2 separate regions of the Homo sapiens genome follow, and region 2 is linked to region 1. Evidence: chromatin loops called from intact Hi-C (ENCODE). Cell type or tissue: heart right ventricle. All regions are shown on one strand. Region 1 has its middle 90 kb from the start of SETMAR. Region 2 has its middle 140 kb from the start of SETMAR.

Region 1 (5,000 bases):
TTGCCTGATTGCCCTGGCCAGAACTTTCAATACTATGTTGAATAGGGGTGGTGAGAGAGGGCATCCTTGCCTTGTGCTGGTTTTCAAAAGGAATGCTTTCAGCTTTTGCCCATTCAGTATGATATTGGCTGTGGGTTTGTCATAAATAGCTCTTATTATTTTGCGATGCATCCCACCAATACCTAGTTAATTTAGTTTTTAGCATGAAGGGATGTTGAATTTTATTGAAGACCTTTTCTGCATCTATTGAGATAATCATGTTGTTTTTGGCATTGGTTCTGTTTATGTGATGGATTATGTTTATTGATTTGCATATGTTGAACCAGCCTTGCATCCCAGAGATGAAGCCGACTTGATCGTGGTGGATAAGCATTTCATGTGCTGCTGGATTTGGTTTGCCAGTATTTTATTGAGGATTTTTGCATCGATGTTCGTCAGGGATATTGGCCTGAAATTTTCCTTTTTTGTTGTGTCTCTGCCAGATTTTGGTATCAGGATGATGTTGGCCTCATAAAATGAGTTAGGGAGGATTCCCTCTTTTTCTATTGTTTGAAATCATTGCAGAATGAATGGTACCAGCTCCTCTTTGTACCTCTGATAGAATTTGGCTGTGAATCCATATGGTCCCGGAACTTTTTTTGGTTGGTGGGCTATTAATTACTGCCTCAATTTTAGAACTTGTTATTGGTCTATTCAGGGATTTGATGTCTTCCTGGTTTAGGGTTGGGAGGGTGTATGTGTCCAGGAATTTATTCATTTTTTCTAGGTTTTTTAGCTTATTTTCGCAGAGGTGTTTATAGTAATCTCTGATGGTGGTTTGGATTTCTGTGGGATCAGTGGTAATATCCCCTATATGATTTTTTATTGCATATATTTGGTTCTTCTCTCTATTAGTCTTGCTAGTGGTCTATCTATTTAGTTGATCTTTTCAAAAAACAGCTCCTGGGTTCATTGATTTTTTGAAGGGTTTTTCGTGTCTCTGTCTCCTTCAGTTCTGCTCTGATCTTAGTTATTTCTTGTCTTCTGCTCGCTTTTGAATTTGTTTGCTGTTGCTTCTCGAGTTCTTTTCATTGCGATGTTAGGGTGTCAATTTTAGATCTTTCCTGCTTTCTCTTGTGGGCATTTAGTGCTATAAATTTCCCTTACACAGTGCTTTAAATGTGTCCCAGATATTCTAGTACATTGTGTCTTCATTCTCATTGGTTTCAAAGAACATCTATTTGTGCCTTCATTTTGTTATTTACTGAGTAGTCATTTGGGAGCAGGTTGTTAAGTTTCCATGTGGTTGTTCAGTTTTGAGTGAGTTTCTTAATCCTGAGTTCTAATGTGATTGCACTGTGGTCTGAGAGACTGTTTGTTATGATTTCCGTTCTTTTGCATTTGCTGAGGAGTGTTTTCCTTCCAATTATGTGGTCAATTTTAGAATAAGTGTGATGTGGTTCTGAGAAGAATGTATATTCTGTTGATTTGTATGGAGAGTTCTGTAGATATCTATTAGGTCTGCTTGGTCCAGAGCTGAGTTCAAGTCCTGAATATCCTTGTTAATTTTCTGTCTCATCGATCTGTCTAATATTGACAGTGGGATGTTTAAGTCTCCCATCATTATCGTGTGGAAGTCTGAGTCTCTTTGTAGGTCTCTAAGAACTTGCTTTATGAATCTGGATCCTCCTGTATTGGGTGCATATATATTTAGGGTAGTTAGCTGTTCTTGCTGCATTGATCCTTTTACCATTATGTAATGGCCTTCTTTGTCTCTTTTGATCTTTGTTGGTTTAAAGTCTGTTTTATCAGAGACTGGGATTGCAACTCCTGCTTTTTTTGCTTTCCATTTGCTTGGTAAATATTCCTCCATCCCTTTATTTTGAGCCTATGTGTGTCTTTGAACATGAGATGAGCCTCCTGAATACAGCACACTGATGGGTCTTGACTCTATCCAATTTGCCAGTCTGTGCCTTTTAATTGGGGCATTTAGCCCATTTACATTTATGGTTAATATTGTTATATGTGAATTTGGTCTTACCATTATGATGCTAGCTGGTTGTTTTGCCTGTTAGTTGATGCAGTTTCTTCATAGTGTTGATGGTCTTTATATTTTGGTTTGTTTTTGCAGTGGCTGGAACTGGTTGTTCCTTTCCATGTTTAGTGCTTCCTTTAGGAGCTCTTGTAACGCAGGCCTGGTGGTGACAAAATCTTAAAGCATTTGCTTGTCTGTAAAGGATTTTATTTCTCCTTGGCTTATGAAGCTTAGTTTGACTGGATATGAAATTCTCGGTTGAAAATTCTTTTCTTTAAGAATGTTGAATATTGGCCCCCACTCTCTTCTGGCTTGTAGGGTTTCTGCAGAGAGATTTGCTGTTAGTCTGATGGGCTCTCCTTTGTGTGTAACCCGACCTTTCTCTCTGGCTGCCCTTAACATTTTTTCCTTAATTTCAACCTTGGTGAATCTGATGATTATGCGTCTTGGGGTTGCTCTTCTTGAGGAGTATCTTTGTGGTGTTCTCTGTATTTCCTGAATTTGAATGTTGGCCTGTCTTGCTGGGTTGGGGAAGTTCTCCTGGATAATATCCTGAAGAGTGTTTTCCAACTTGGTTCCATTCTCCCTGTCACTTTCAGGTACACCAATCAAACACAGGTTTGGTCTTTACACATAGTCCCATATTTCTTGGAGGCTTTGTTTGTTCGTTTTTATAATTTTTTCTCTAATTTTGTCTTCTCGCTTTATTTCATTAATTTGATCTTGAATAACCGATATCCTTTCTTCCACTTGATCAATTCGGCTATTGATACTTGTGTATGCTTCCCAAAGTTCTTGTGCTGTGTTTTTCAGCTCCATTAGATCATTTATGTTCTTCTGTAAACTGGTTATTCTAGTTAACAATTCGTGTAACCTTTTTTCAATGTTCTTAGCTTTCTTGCATTGAGTTACAGCATGCTCCTTTAGCTCAGAGGAGTTTGTTATTTACCACCTTCTAAAGCTTACTTCTGTCAATTCATCAAACTCATTCTCTGTCCATTTTTGCTCCCTTGTTGGCGAGTAGTTGTGATCCTTTGGAGAAGAGGCATTCTGGTTTTTGGAATTTTCAGACTTTTTGTGCTTGTTTCTCCCCATTTTTGTAGATTTATCTACCTTTGGTCTTTGATGTTGGTGACCGTCGGATAGGGTCTTTGAGTGGACGTGCTATTCCTTTCTTTTTGTTAGCTTTCCTTCTAACAATCAGGCCCCTCTGCCGCAGGTCTGCTGGAGTTTGCTGGAGGTCCACTCCCGATGCTGTTTGCCTGGGTATCACCAGTGGAGGCTGCAGAACAGCAAAGATTGCTGACTGTTCTTTCCTCTGGAAGTTTTGTCCCAGAGGGGCATCTGCCAGATGCCAGCCAGAGCTCTCCTGTATGAGCTGTCTGTCGGCCCCTACTGGGAGGTGTCTCCCAGTCAGGATACACGGCGGTCAGGGACCCACTTGAAGAGACAATCTGACCCTTAGCAGAGCTCGAATGCTGTGCTGGGAGGTCTGCTCCTCTCTTCAGAGCCATCAGGCAGGGACGTTTACATCTGCTGAAGCTGTGCCCACAGCCACCCCTTCCCCAGGTGCTCTGTCCCTGGGAGATGGGGGTTTTATCTGTAAGTCCCTGACTGGGGTTGCTGCCTTTTTTTCAGAGATGCCCTGCCCAGAGAGGAGAACTCTGGCAGTTTGGCTGCGGAGGCCTTGCTGAACTGCAGTGGGCTCCTCCCAGTTCGAACTTCCTGGCTGCTTTGTTTACACTATGAGCATAAAACCACCTACTCCTTGCTAAGACTTGATGTATTATCAGTTCTTATAATTTTAGCCAATCTGGTGAGGATGAAGTGATATTTAATTGTGGTTTTACCTTATAGTACCAATACCTTGTAGTTTATAGTCTAATGGCATCTTTTGGAGAATTGAAGATCTTAATTTAAATGAAGTTGAACTTGTCTATGTTTTTTAAATGATTGGAGTTTTCTGTGTCCGGTTTAAGTAATCTTCCTTACCTCAAGGTCATGAAGATATTCTCTTATATTTTCCTCTGGAAGCTTTATTATTTTCTCTTTCATGTTTACCTCTTTCAAAAGCTGGAGGCCATTATCTTAGCAAACTAATGCAGGAATAGAAAATAAAATACTGCATGTTCTCACTTATTAATTGGAGCTAAATGATGAGAACACATGGACACAGAGAGGGGAACAACACATACTAGGGCCAACTGGAGGGTGGAGGTTAGAGGAAGGAGAGGATCAGGAAAAATAACTAATGGGTACTAGGCTTAGTACCTGGGTATATTAGTCAGGGTTCTCTAGAGAAACAGAACTAATAGGATATATATATATATATATATATATGTATGTATGTATATGTATATGTATATATATGTGTGTATATATATGTATATATATGTATATGTATATATGTGTGTGTGTGTGTATATATATATATATATATGGGAGTTTATTAAGGAGTATTAACTCACACAATCACACGGTCCTGCAACAGGCCATCTGCAGGCTGAGGAGCAAGGAAACCAGTCTGAGTCCCAAAGCTGAAGAACTTGGAGTTGATGTTTGAGGACAGGAAGCCTCCATCACAGGAGAAAGATGTATGCTGGGAGGCTATGCCAGTCTAGCCTTTTTATGATTTTCTGCCTGCTTTATATCCTGGCTGTATTGGCAGCTGATTAGGTGGTGCCCACCCAGATCAAGGGTGGGTCTGCCTTTCCCAGCCCAGCGACACAAATGTTAATCTCCTTTGGGAACACCCTCACAGACACACTCAGGATCAATACTTTGCATCCTTCAACCCAATCCAGTTGACACTCAGTGTTAACCATCACATGGGGTGATGAAATAATCTGTATAATAAATGCCCATGTTACAAGTTTACCTGTGTAAAAAACATGCACATATACCCCTGAACTTAAAAGTTAAAAAAAAATTTTTGTGCATTGTGGAATTTAAGAGTCAAGGTTCCTCTTTCTCCATATAGTTTTCC
Region 2 (5,000 bases), 51 kb after region 1:
CTGCCCCAGAGGGCAAAGTTTCTTTGGGCCAGAAGCCCCCAACCGGATGATCCAACAACAGAACTGAGGGTGCCTGGGGTAAGCGCCAGCTCATGTCATCACCCTCACTGAGCCCCGGGTACGTTTAACCATTGAGGGCCAGGAAATTGACTTCCTCCTGGACACTGGCATGGCCTTCTCAGTGTTAATCTCCTGCCCTGGACAGCTGTCCTCAAGGTCCATTACCATCCTAGGAATCCTGGGACAGCTTGTAACCAGGTATTTCTCCCACCTCCTCAGTTGTAATTGGGAGACTTTGGTCTTTTCACATGCCTTTCTTGTTATGCCTGAAAGTCCCACACCGTTATTAGGGAGGGACATATTAGCCAAAGCTGGAGCTATTATCTATATGAATATGGGGAACAAGTTACCCATTTGTTGTTCCCTACTTGAGGAGGGAATCAGTACCATCAAGCTATTCATCAAATAGCCAGTGGTTCTAACAGTTTTGCTGACTTTCTGTTTGGCTTCTCACAGGTGATTCTCAGTACAGGCTTGTGTGTGTTCCAGGGCAGGGCTGTAGAAATGGAAAATATATGGTCTTCCCCACTCCTTTCCAAGGTAATTCATAGAAAAATATAAGATGATGGCTGTCTATTAGAAGACTGATGTTGGAAATTAAGAAACAGGTTCAAACCTAACAATACATCTTGATCTCCCTTTATGATGTGGACTGGTAAAATTGAAAGAACAGGGAGTGGCAGTTAGGAAACCCAGATGTTGTTTTAACTCTGCCCCACTCACTCTAGACCTTGAGCATGGCACTTACCTTTCATAGGCTTCAATTTCCTCTCATACAAAGGAGCTGGAAGACTGTTCCTTTACAGAAATGTCTGAGAAAGTGGGTCCAAGGACAGTATCCTGGATGTCAGTACAAGAAAACCAGAATATCAACAAAGAGATAGAAGAAAGATCCTGTAATAGGTCTTTGAGAGATACATTGGAGAGATTTTCTTACATCTTTATAAAGTCTTTATAAATTCCCATCCTCCCTCCCTCCCTCCCTCCCTCCCTCCCTCCCTCCCTCCCTCCCTCCCTCCCTTCCTTCCTTCCTTCCTTTCTCTCTCTCTCTGTCTCTCTCTCTCTCTCATCTGCATGAAAAGGAAGGTTAAAAAGGGGCAAGGAGATTAAGTCTGCTTTGGTACAATAAAAACAAGGAGAGATAATTGGTTGTTGGAGTGTTTTTGTTTCTCTTCTCTTCAATAGGCAAAGTGCAGTGACCCGGAAACCCTAGCAGTCTACCGGGAGAAGAGTGGAGGCTACATTTCCTAGGTGTAGCAGTAGACAGTGATTTTTTTTTTCAGGCTGCTGCTTAGTTCAACACCCAATGACTTTACATCAGACATTTGTACATTTTTGATCCATACTGGGCATTTTTCTTCCTTCAGTTGGGCTAAATAAGAACTTTACATTTTTAGGGTGCCAGCAATGGGCACTAACGTGATGAGTTTGTAGTTCTGTGAAGCATTCCACATTTTTCATTTTTCTTTCATTACTTTCAAAACCTTTTTTTTTTTATGAGGGAGGCACAGTGAGATGGCTGAGTAGAAGCCTCCACTGATTGTCCCCGCAACAGGAACACCAAACTTAACAACTATCCACACAAAAAAGCACCTTCATAAGAACAAAAAATCAGGTGAGTGATCACAGTACCTGGTTTTAACTTCATATCACTGAAAGAGGCATTGAAGAGGGCAGGAAAGACACCCTTGAATTACTGACACCACCTCACTCCCATCCTTCTGGCAACAGCCGCATGGCATGAAGACAGAATATGTATGCTTGTGGGAGGACAATGCAGTGACTGAAGGACTTTACATTGAAACTCAGTGCTGTGCTGTCACAGTAGAAAGCAACACCAAGCTGAACTCAGCTGATGTCCACGGAGGAAGCATAGACAGGCCCTAGCAAGAGGGGCATTACCCATCTCAGCAATCAGAACTTGAGTTTTGGTAAGCCTTGCCACTGCTGGGTAAAGGGCTCTGGGTTCCTAAATAAACTTGAAAGGCAGTCTAGGCCACAAGGACTGCAAGTCCTAGTCAAGTCCTAGTCATGTGCTGGGCTCAGAGCCAGTGGATCTGGGGGACATGCAACCTAGTGAGACACCAGACAGGGCAGCCAAGAGAGTGCTTTACCACTCCTCCCCCAACCTCAGGTAGCGCAGCTTGCTGCTCCAAAAGAAACTCCTTTCTTCCACTTGAGGAGAGGAGAGGGAGGAGTAAAGAGGACTTTGTCTTGCAACTTGGATATCAGCTCAGCCACAACAGGATAGGGCATTAGACAGAGTTGTGAGGCCCCCATTCCAGGCCCTAGCTCTCAAATGATATTGCTAGGTACACCCTGCACCAGAAGGGAAACTGCTGCCTTGAAAGAAAGGACCCAGTCCTGGGCAGGATTAATCACCTGCTGACTAAAGAGCCCTTGGGCCCTGAAAAATCAGCAGTGGTAGCCCGGTAATACATGCTGTGGGCCTTGGGTGAAACTCTGAGATGTGCTGGCTTCCAGTGTGACCCAGCACATTTCCAGCAGTGATGGCTATGAGAAGAGACTCATTCTGCTTGAGAAAAAGCATAGGGAAGAGTAAAGGGGACTTTGTCCTGCAACCCAGGTGCCAGCTCAGCCACAGTGGGGTAGGGCACCAAATAGGCTTTGAGGGAGTCCCTGATTCTAGGTCTTGGCTCTTAGATGGCATTTCTGGACCTGCCCTAGATCAGAGGGGAGCCCACTGCCCTGAAGGGTGAGTGTCAGGCCTGGCAGCATTCACCAGAAGCTGACTGAAGAGCTGTTGGGCCCTAAGTGAACATTGGTGGTAGTCTGGCAGTACTCTCTGTGGGCCTATAATGGTGACAGCTATGGAGAGAGACTCCACTCCCCATGGAAAGGGGAGGGAAAGTGGGAAGGACTTTGTCTTACGATTTGTGTGCCAACTCAGTTGGTAGAATAGAGCACCAGGTAGATTTCTAAGGTTTCCAACTCCAGGCCCTGGCTACCAGACTGCATCTCTGGACCCACCGAGGGCCTGGGAGAACTCACTGACCTGAAAGGAAGGACACAAGCCTTGCTGGCTTTCCCACCTGCTGATTGTAGAGGGCCTTGAACAAACATAGGTGGTAGCCAGGTAGTAGTTACTGGGCAAGATCCAGTGCTGTGTCTGACCCAGTGTAGTTTCAGTGTTGGTACCCACAGGGGTGCTTGTGTCACCCTCCCCTAGCTCCAGGCAGCACAGCACAAAGAGAGAGACTCCGTTTGTCTGGGAGAAAGTAAGGGAAGAGAACAAGAGTCTCTGTCTGGTAATCCACAGAACACTTCTGGATCTTACCTAAGACCATCAAGGTGGTATCTCTATGAATCTGAGCATTACTGGGCTTGGGGTGTTCCCTGAAGCAGATACAGCTGCAATGACTAAAAATTTAGATCACAATACCCAATTTCTTTTGAATACCTGGAAAGCCTTCCCAAGAAGGATGGGTACATCTGTGAAGCCCAAACTGTGAAGACTACAATAAATAACTCTTCAATGTCCAGACACTAAACAACATCCACAAGCATCAAGGCCATGTAGGAAAACATGACCTCACCAAACAAACTAAATAAGAGACTAAGGACTAATTCCAAGGAGACAGAAATATGTGACCTTTCAGACAGAGAAGTCAAAATAGCTGTTTTGAAGAAACACAAAGAAATTAGAGATAACACAGAGAAGGAATTCAGAATCCTATCAGATAAATTTAACAAAGAGATGGAAATAGTGAAAAAGAATCAAGCAGAAATTTTGGAGTTGAAAATGCAATTGACATACTGAAGAATGCATCAGGGTCTCTTAATAGCAGAAGTGATCAAACAGAAGACAGAATTAGTGAGCTTGAAGAGAGAGTATTTGAAAATACACAGCAGAGGAGATGCAAGAAATAAGAATAAAAGAGAATGGACCAAAGCGGGCAGATCACTTGAGGTCAGGAGTTCGAGATCAGCCTGGCCAACATGGTGAAATCCCATCTCTACTAAAAATACAAAAATTAGCTGGGTGTGGTGGCTCATACTTGTAGTCCCAGCTACTTGGGAGGCTGAGGCAGGAGAATTGCTTGAACCTGGGAGGCGGAGATTGCAATGAGTCAAGATTGTACCACTGCACCCCAGCCTGGGTGACAGAGTGAGACTCTGTCTCAAAAAAGAAAGAAAAAGAATAGAGCATGCCTATAAAATCTAGAAAATAGATTCAAAAGGGCAAATCTAAGAGTTATTGGCCTTAAAGAGGAGGTAGAGAAAGAGATAGGGGTAGAAAGTTTATTTGAAGCAGTGATAACAGAGAGTTTTCCAAACCTAGAGAGATATCGATATTTAACTATAAGAAGGTTAAAGAATACCAAACAGATTTGAACTAAAGAAGGCTACCCCAAGGCATTTAATAATCAAACTCCCAAATGTCAAGGATAAAGAAAGGATTCTAAAATAAGCAAGAGAAAAGAAACAAATAACATACAATTGTGCTCCAATGTGTTTGGCAGCAGACTTTTCAGTGGAAACTGTATAGGCCAGGATAGAATGGCATGACATATTTAAAGTGCTCTGGGAAAAAAACTTTTACCCTAGAATAGTATGTCCAGTGAAAATATCCTTCAAACATAAAAGAGAAATTAAGACTTTCTCAGGCAAACAAAAGCTGAGGGATTTCATCAACACCAGGTCTGTCCTATAAGAAATGCTAAAACGCAGTTCCTTAATCTGAAAAGGGTTAAGAAAAGGATGTTATTTAACAATAAGAAGTCATCTGAAGGTACAAACCTTACTGGTAGTAGTAAGTACACACAGAACCACAGAATAGTATTACACTGTAATTGTGGTGTATGAACTATTCATATCTAAGTAGAAAGATGAAAAGATGAACTGATCAAAAAAAAACTACAACTTTTTGAGACATAGTACAGTAAGATATAAATAGAAAAAACAAAAGGTTTAAAACT

The links. Hi-C counts contacts between places; a loop is a spot of excess contacts. Peaks named below come from ENCODE experiments on the same cell type or tissue, not always from the same donor. Only the 100,000 strongest peaks of a DNase experiment are listed, where the experiment ranks them.
Region 2: it touches region 1 in a loop (9-fold over the local background); 1 of 110 quality-filtered maps calls a loop at or near these places.

Annotation. Positions count from the first base shown.
Region 1 is chr3:4,210,558-4,215,557 of GRCh38, reverse strand. It overlaps a transcript of SUMF1 not described here. Among named protein-coding and RNA genes, the nearest start is that of SETMAR, 90 kb to the left of the region's middle. In heart right ventricle, no CTCF peak of the experiment used is centred here; no DNase peak of the experiment used is centred here.
Region 2 is chr3:4,159,462-4,164,461 of GRCh38, reverse strand. It overlaps a transcript of SUMF1 not described here. Among named protein-coding and RNA genes, the nearest start is that of SETMAR, 140 kb to the left of the region's middle. In heart right ventricle, no CTCF peak of the experiment used is centred here; a DNase peak (open chromatin) is centred at 2,105.